Regions from separate parts of the Homo sapiens genome. Here region 2 is linked to region 1. A link is a loop called in an ENCODE intact Hi-C map of the cell type or tissue named here. Cell type or tissue: heart right ventricle. All regions are shown on one strand. Each heading gives the region's core, and the rest is flanking DNA. Links, peaks and the distances in the headings are about the cores only.

Region 1 (2,919 bases), core at 175-2,674:
TTATATCCTCATAAACCCCTCATAAGTTAAAAATATTGTAAGTGGAAAATGCATTTAATACACCTACTGACATCATAGCTCAGCCTTGTCTGCCTTAACTGTGCCCAGAAATGCGCATTAGCCTACAATGGGGGCAAAATCATGTAACAAGAAGCCTATTTTGTATTAAAGCATCAAATATCTCATGTAGTTTATTGAATACTGTATTGAAAGTGAAAAACAGATTGGTCGTATAGGCACTCAAAGTACGGTTTCTACTGAATGTGTATTGTTTTCACACCATTGTAAAGTCAAAAAATCAAAGGTCATAGGTCAAACAGTTGTAAGTAGGGAACCGTCTGTGCTTGTTACATGCTTAGGGATTTTCAATTTCTAATTGACTCACTGTCATTGTAGGATTTAAAGAGGGAGACCTCAAATAGTGTATCTGTGACCTGCATCTCCTTTGGGTGGTTCTTGATGTCCATGATTTCTTGGCCTAGATCACGTTTGGCTGCTAAGGCCTGGACTACGTTCTTCGTGGAGTTGTGAGGGGGCTGCTTGTGATCGCCTAGGAGTGGAGAGGATGCCTTATTTACCCCTTGATATACTAATGCCTGCATAAATAAAACTCATTGCAAACATCCTGCATGATGAAACTTACTCAAACATCACATAGACTTCCTGGTTACCTGCCTTTCATGCAAAGGAGGGGCTGAGCAAATGAAGATGTGCTGCTGGTGGGAGCAAAGTTATGAGGAAGTAGAATCTCCAAATGCTGTGTTCTGTGCTTGTATTTTCTCTTTCTACAACCTCCTCTCCCCTGCCACTATCGCATTCCCACCTACCAAGGAAGTGTAACTTTCCCGGCTCAGTTCTGATCTAGACATCCAGATAATCACACTTGGTGCACTCCTCACTGAGGTTTGACAAGAATTGAAGAGATTTTGGTAAAAGCTTTGACAGATACTGTAGAAATAGGGAGCATTCTTTTTTTTTTTTTTTTTTTTGAGATGGAGTCTCACTCTGTCACCCAGGCTGGAGTGCAGTGGGGCATGATCTCAGCTCACTGTAACCTCTGCCTCCTGGGTTCAAACTATTCTCCTGCCTCAGCCTCTCGAGTAGCTGGGATTACTGGGATAATTTTTTCTATTTTTAGTAGAGACAGGGTTTCATCATGTTGGCCAGGCTGGTCTTGAACTCCTGACCTCGTGATCCACCCGCCTTGGGCTCCCAAAATGCTGGAATTACAGGCGTGAGCCACCGCACCTAGCCAGGAGCATTCTTCTTACTATTGCTGTTTCTGCTCCTTGACAGATTCACTTAGTGACAGTTGCCACTGCCGCATCTTAGTCAAGAACCTTGTTTCTCTCTGGGCTATGACAATGGTCTTGCTCACTTTCTGGCTTTCCCACCCCACTCCAGTTTGGAAAATGCTGTCACTCTTAGACCATTAGGCCAATTAATCCTTCATCCCCTCACTTAATAACTTTTAGTTGCCCTTGTGGGAGGAAGCTCATATTCTTCAGTTTTGCTTTTCAAGTTTTCCCCAGGTTGACCCCAAACTTCCTTTCCAACCTCGACTTTTGCTCCGCCTGACTTTAAAACTGAACATTAGCTGGGATGGTTAATCCACTGTTGCCCAAAATGTTTTTCATTGCCTCTTTCTTATTCTAGCACATTCTGTGGCCTAAAATGTCCTCTTCCTTCCTCTGCCTCTATCCTATCATCGAAGCCTCAGTTCAGCTCTCAACTCTTCTGAAAAATTTAACTTGATCACATTAGCCTTTAGAAATTCTTTATAATCCAAAGTTCTCTGGCAAAATTGCCTCCATCTCTCATTTCATTCAACATTCATTCATTCATTCTACAAAGGCCACTTGTCATAGATTGTCTTGTATTATCACCTACGATTGAAGTGTCTTTTTCTTTCTGTTTAATTGCAAAGAATAGAAATTCACTCAAGCTTGTTTGCATAAAGGGAGGTGAATTGAAGAGATGTCCCAGGATGTCTTGTCATCAAGCCACATTTCCCAAGAGTTCCAGTGAATGGGACCCTTCCAGTTATCATTCACCCTGGACCTGCTTAGTGCAGGAGAGGGTTGGGGGCACAGTTCCTTCCAAGGGGGCCTGTGGCTGGCTGATGTAGCAGTTGTGACCTGCAATTAGCCTACAATGGGGGCAAAATCATGTAACAAAAAGCCTATTTTGTATTAAAGCATCAAATATCTCATGTAGTTTATTGAATACTGTATTGAAAGTGAAAAACAGATTGGTTGTATAGGCACTCAAAGAGATCTCAGTTCTCTTGCAAGCTCCTTAAAGATGACTGGATGAGGCTTTACACCATTGTGTGTTTGCCACCGTGTTTGTACACAGGAAGGGCTCAATAAACAAATCATTGGTGACTCTTTGACAACACAGAAAACGATTTTGACTTACAGTGATTTAAAGGAATTTTAGACCCTTTTAGCTTGAAGTCTTAAAGGAAGTTAAGAAGATAGAAACTTATTTTTAAGAGCTTCCCCTACTTGCATTAATAATGATTAAATGTTGAATCAAATTAGAATGACCAGGCTGCAGTACGTATACCAATGTTTGGGAGGTGAATGTTCTCAATGAGGGTCATGATTCTAACAAAATTAGTTGTTACTCAAAGCCTGTTTTTCAACTTCCATTTGCCTCCTACTTTGCCCACAAAAAAAAAAAAAAAAAAAAAAAAAAAAGAAAGCAAAAGAAAGCAAAAGAAAAAAAACCTCTACTTGGTGACATACAACAAGCAGCTTTAGGACTTTACAGCCTACCAGACCACCCCACAATCTAACGGAGCAGGCATTGATGCCTGGATTTGTGATGACTGGGTGTAGTTGCCCACCGCTGACTGCCCCACCTGCGTTTATAATTAAAGGCTTCAATACCTTTGTGATATACATCTGTTTT
Region 2 (2,919 bases), core at 182-2,681, 230 kb after region 1:
CTTCTGGAATATAGAACAGTTGGGTAGGGATTTTGGAAACAATTCTCCCTTTTCTAAGGTTCTTATTGGAAGGGAGTCTTTGTTATCACCTTAGGGGGCCAAAGTCCTGTATCCTTAACACTGCCTGTATTTATCTCTGCTTACTCCCAAGCCTATCAGTTAAAGGGGTGAAAAGCAAATCAGCAACAAAGCCAACTGTTAAAAGAATGAGATCTAGGGTGGTAGGTTAGCACTCACAAGTACAGGCAAAAATAGCCTATTGTTCCTGGGAAAGCAGAGAAAACACACAAATTAACAGGATGCCACTGTTTCTCCGCAGCAAATTCTTGGTTCTTGTCATCAAATCATCTCACTTTTGAGTTCAGAAGCATAAGGAGTGTTTCTACTTGTGGCTTTGTAAGAAGAAGAAATTTCTACTTGTGAATTGTGATGACATACCTTCATTTAAGTCTTTGTGAGGGGTGTACCATACAGTTAAAGAAAGTGTAGAATTTCTGTTTTAAATAAAAATACCTGCTTTTCAATTTTCCTGCATCTGTTGACAACTGGTTAAATATTGTTTTCCTCTCCCAGGAAAATCATTATCCTGGTGGCTACACTATGAATCGTACATCTCTGCCTCTTCCTTCTTCCCTCTCAAGTAAACCATGCACATTCATTTATTTAATTGTTCAACATGTATTTATTGACTGCCTTCATGGCATATTGTACTCTGCTAGGTGCTGGGTATATGGTGATAAGCATAATAGATGGTTTCTACCTGCCTAGAACTTACAGGTCTTGAAGGAGAGACAGATATTTTAAAATATTTACATAGACATACACACACGTATGTATAAACACACATGCATACATACATCTAAACATAACATACATGCCTACATATATGCATCATATAACACACAAATTAAAAATGGTAATAAATGAAGAAAGAGAAATAAGGCTGGGCAAGGTGGCTCACACCTGTAATCACAGCACTTTGGGAGGCTGAGGCGGGCAGATCACCTGAGGTCAGGAGTTCAAGACCAGCCTGGCCAACATGGTGAAACCCTTTCTCTATTAAAAATACAAAAGTTGGCTAGGTGTGGTGGTGGGTACCTATAATCCCAACTACTCAGGAGGCTGAGATGGGAGAATCGCTTGAACCTGGGAGGTGGAGTTGCAGTGACCTGAGATCGTGCCATTGCACTCCAGCTTGGGTGACAAGAGTGAGACTCTGTCTCAAAAAAAAAAAAAAAAAAAAAAGAAAAAGAAAAATGAAATGAAAGATCTAATTAAATGAGGGCAGTCAGCAGTGGCCTACCTAAATAAATAAATCACTTTTGAGATGGGTTGGGGCTAGAAGGCAGGAGAAAAGAATAGCAATGAGAGAGAACAAGCTGTATGAAGGCCCCCAAGGGAGTGGCGTGTTTGAGAAACTGAAAGGAGAGTGACTGACAGGAGTGAGCAGGAGCCCCATGGCCATCAAGGGTTTGGGAGTCAAAGCAGTGAATGCAATGAGATGCATTTAGGTTTAAAAGGGTCATTCTAGCTGTTGAATGGGGAATTGATTTGAGGGAACTAAGAGAGGAGAGGTGTTTGCCATGAACATAGAGCAATGGGCCAGGAATGGTGGTCAAGCCTATAATCCTAACACTTTGGGAACCCAAGGTAGGTGGATCGCTTGAGTTCAGGGGTTCAAGACCAGCCTGGGCAACCTAGGAAGATCCTGTCTCTATAAAAAAATAGAAAAAAAATTAGTTGGGCATGGTGGTACTCACCTGTGGTCCCAACTACTTGGGAGATTGAGGTGGCAGGATCATCTGAGTCCGAGACGTTGAGGCTGTAATGAACTGTGATAGTGCCACCACACTCCAGCCTGGGCCACAGAGTGAGATGCTGTCTTTAAAAAAAAAAAAAAAAAGGAGTGACGGATTCAAGTACTCTTGGTGGAACAATTGAGAACTTGTTGATAAATTGGACATGAAAATCATGGAGACGGATGTATAAAAGTGACTCTTTCCCCTTTGATTTATGCCCTGACTGTTCAGTTAATTTCTCTTTAGGTGACCTTTCTCCCATGACTGCGCCACTTGTCTCACTCCCAGTAGGAAATAAGCTGAACTGGTTTTTCCATTCTTCTCCGGGGCCTTGACTGGGAGAGGCCAGTCAGCTCCACAGGCAGCTTCTCTGGTTGAATAAATACCTGCAGGGGTTTATTAACTCCAGATCTTATACAAACAAATAATTTGAAAATGACTGAAACCACTCTAGAATAATGCTTATTTACAGGTTTTATATCATATATGATAAATGATTAAAGATATAAGATGAGTTCTATTATAAATTTCAATTCTTTTTCAGTAAGGAATTGGCTTTACCCCTTAATTTGTGTCAACAAAGAAACGGTTTTGGCCTGGAGTTTGTTCCTCCTCCAGGTCTGAGGATATTTTTGTTTGGCTGGTTGGTTGCTCCATATTGGCTTGCTTCAGGACATCTGAATAAGAATATTTGTTTCTTGGTTTTAGGCCTCTTACGAGGGACTCCTTTCGTTTGCTTCTAACAAATATGTTCAGTGCACTTTGAATAATGGGTCTTTGTCAATTGACTTCCACAGGTGGCTTTGTTTCTTTTCAAAATGTTTTAAAAACTTTTTGTGTTATCAGTAAATAGTCATAATTAATAAAAGCATAAGAGCTACTGTGTATTGAATGCTAAGAAATGCTGCTTACTGTTTTTTAGATGTAATCTCATAAGATGGGTGTCAGTGTTTTCCATCAAAGTCATGTGGTTATTAAGTAGTGGAGATGGAATCTGAACCCAGGCAGGGCTGGTTTCAAGGCCAGAGCCCTTGGCTATTACCTTGGGTGTCTGATGAAGGTTCCCAGTAACCTGAGTCCTCTGGGCTGAGGTTCTTTGTGGCAGCCACACTCTCTGGTA

Evidence for each region. Hi-C counts contacts between places; a loop is a spot of excess contacts. Peaks named below come from ENCODE experiments on the same cell type or tissue, not always from the same donor. Only the 100,000 strongest peaks of a DNase experiment are listed, where the experiment ranks them.
Region 2: a loop joins it to region 1, with 4 times the contacts of the local background. A loop is called at or near these places in 2 of 110 quality-filtered maps.

The regions. Positions count from the first base shown.
Region 1 is chr18:61,885,772-61,888,690 of GRCh38, reverse strand. All of the region lies in intron 1 of RNF152 (ring finger protein 152), which reads left to right. Among named protein-coding and RNA genes, the nearest start is that of RNF152, 5.8 kb to the left of the region's middle. In heart right ventricle, for the core only: no CTCF peak of the experiment used is centred there; no DNase peak of the experiment used is centred there; H3K27ac peaks cover 406 bases.
Region 2 is chr18:61,651,245-61,654,163 of GRCh38, reverse strand. LOC105372157 (a long non-coding RNA gene) reads right to left here and starts at 2,092. Exons shown (of 3, transcript XR_001753472.2): 1 at 2,051-2,092; 2 at 1,761-1,878. In heart right ventricle, for the core only: no CTCF peak of the experiment used is centred there; no DNase peak of the experiment used is centred there.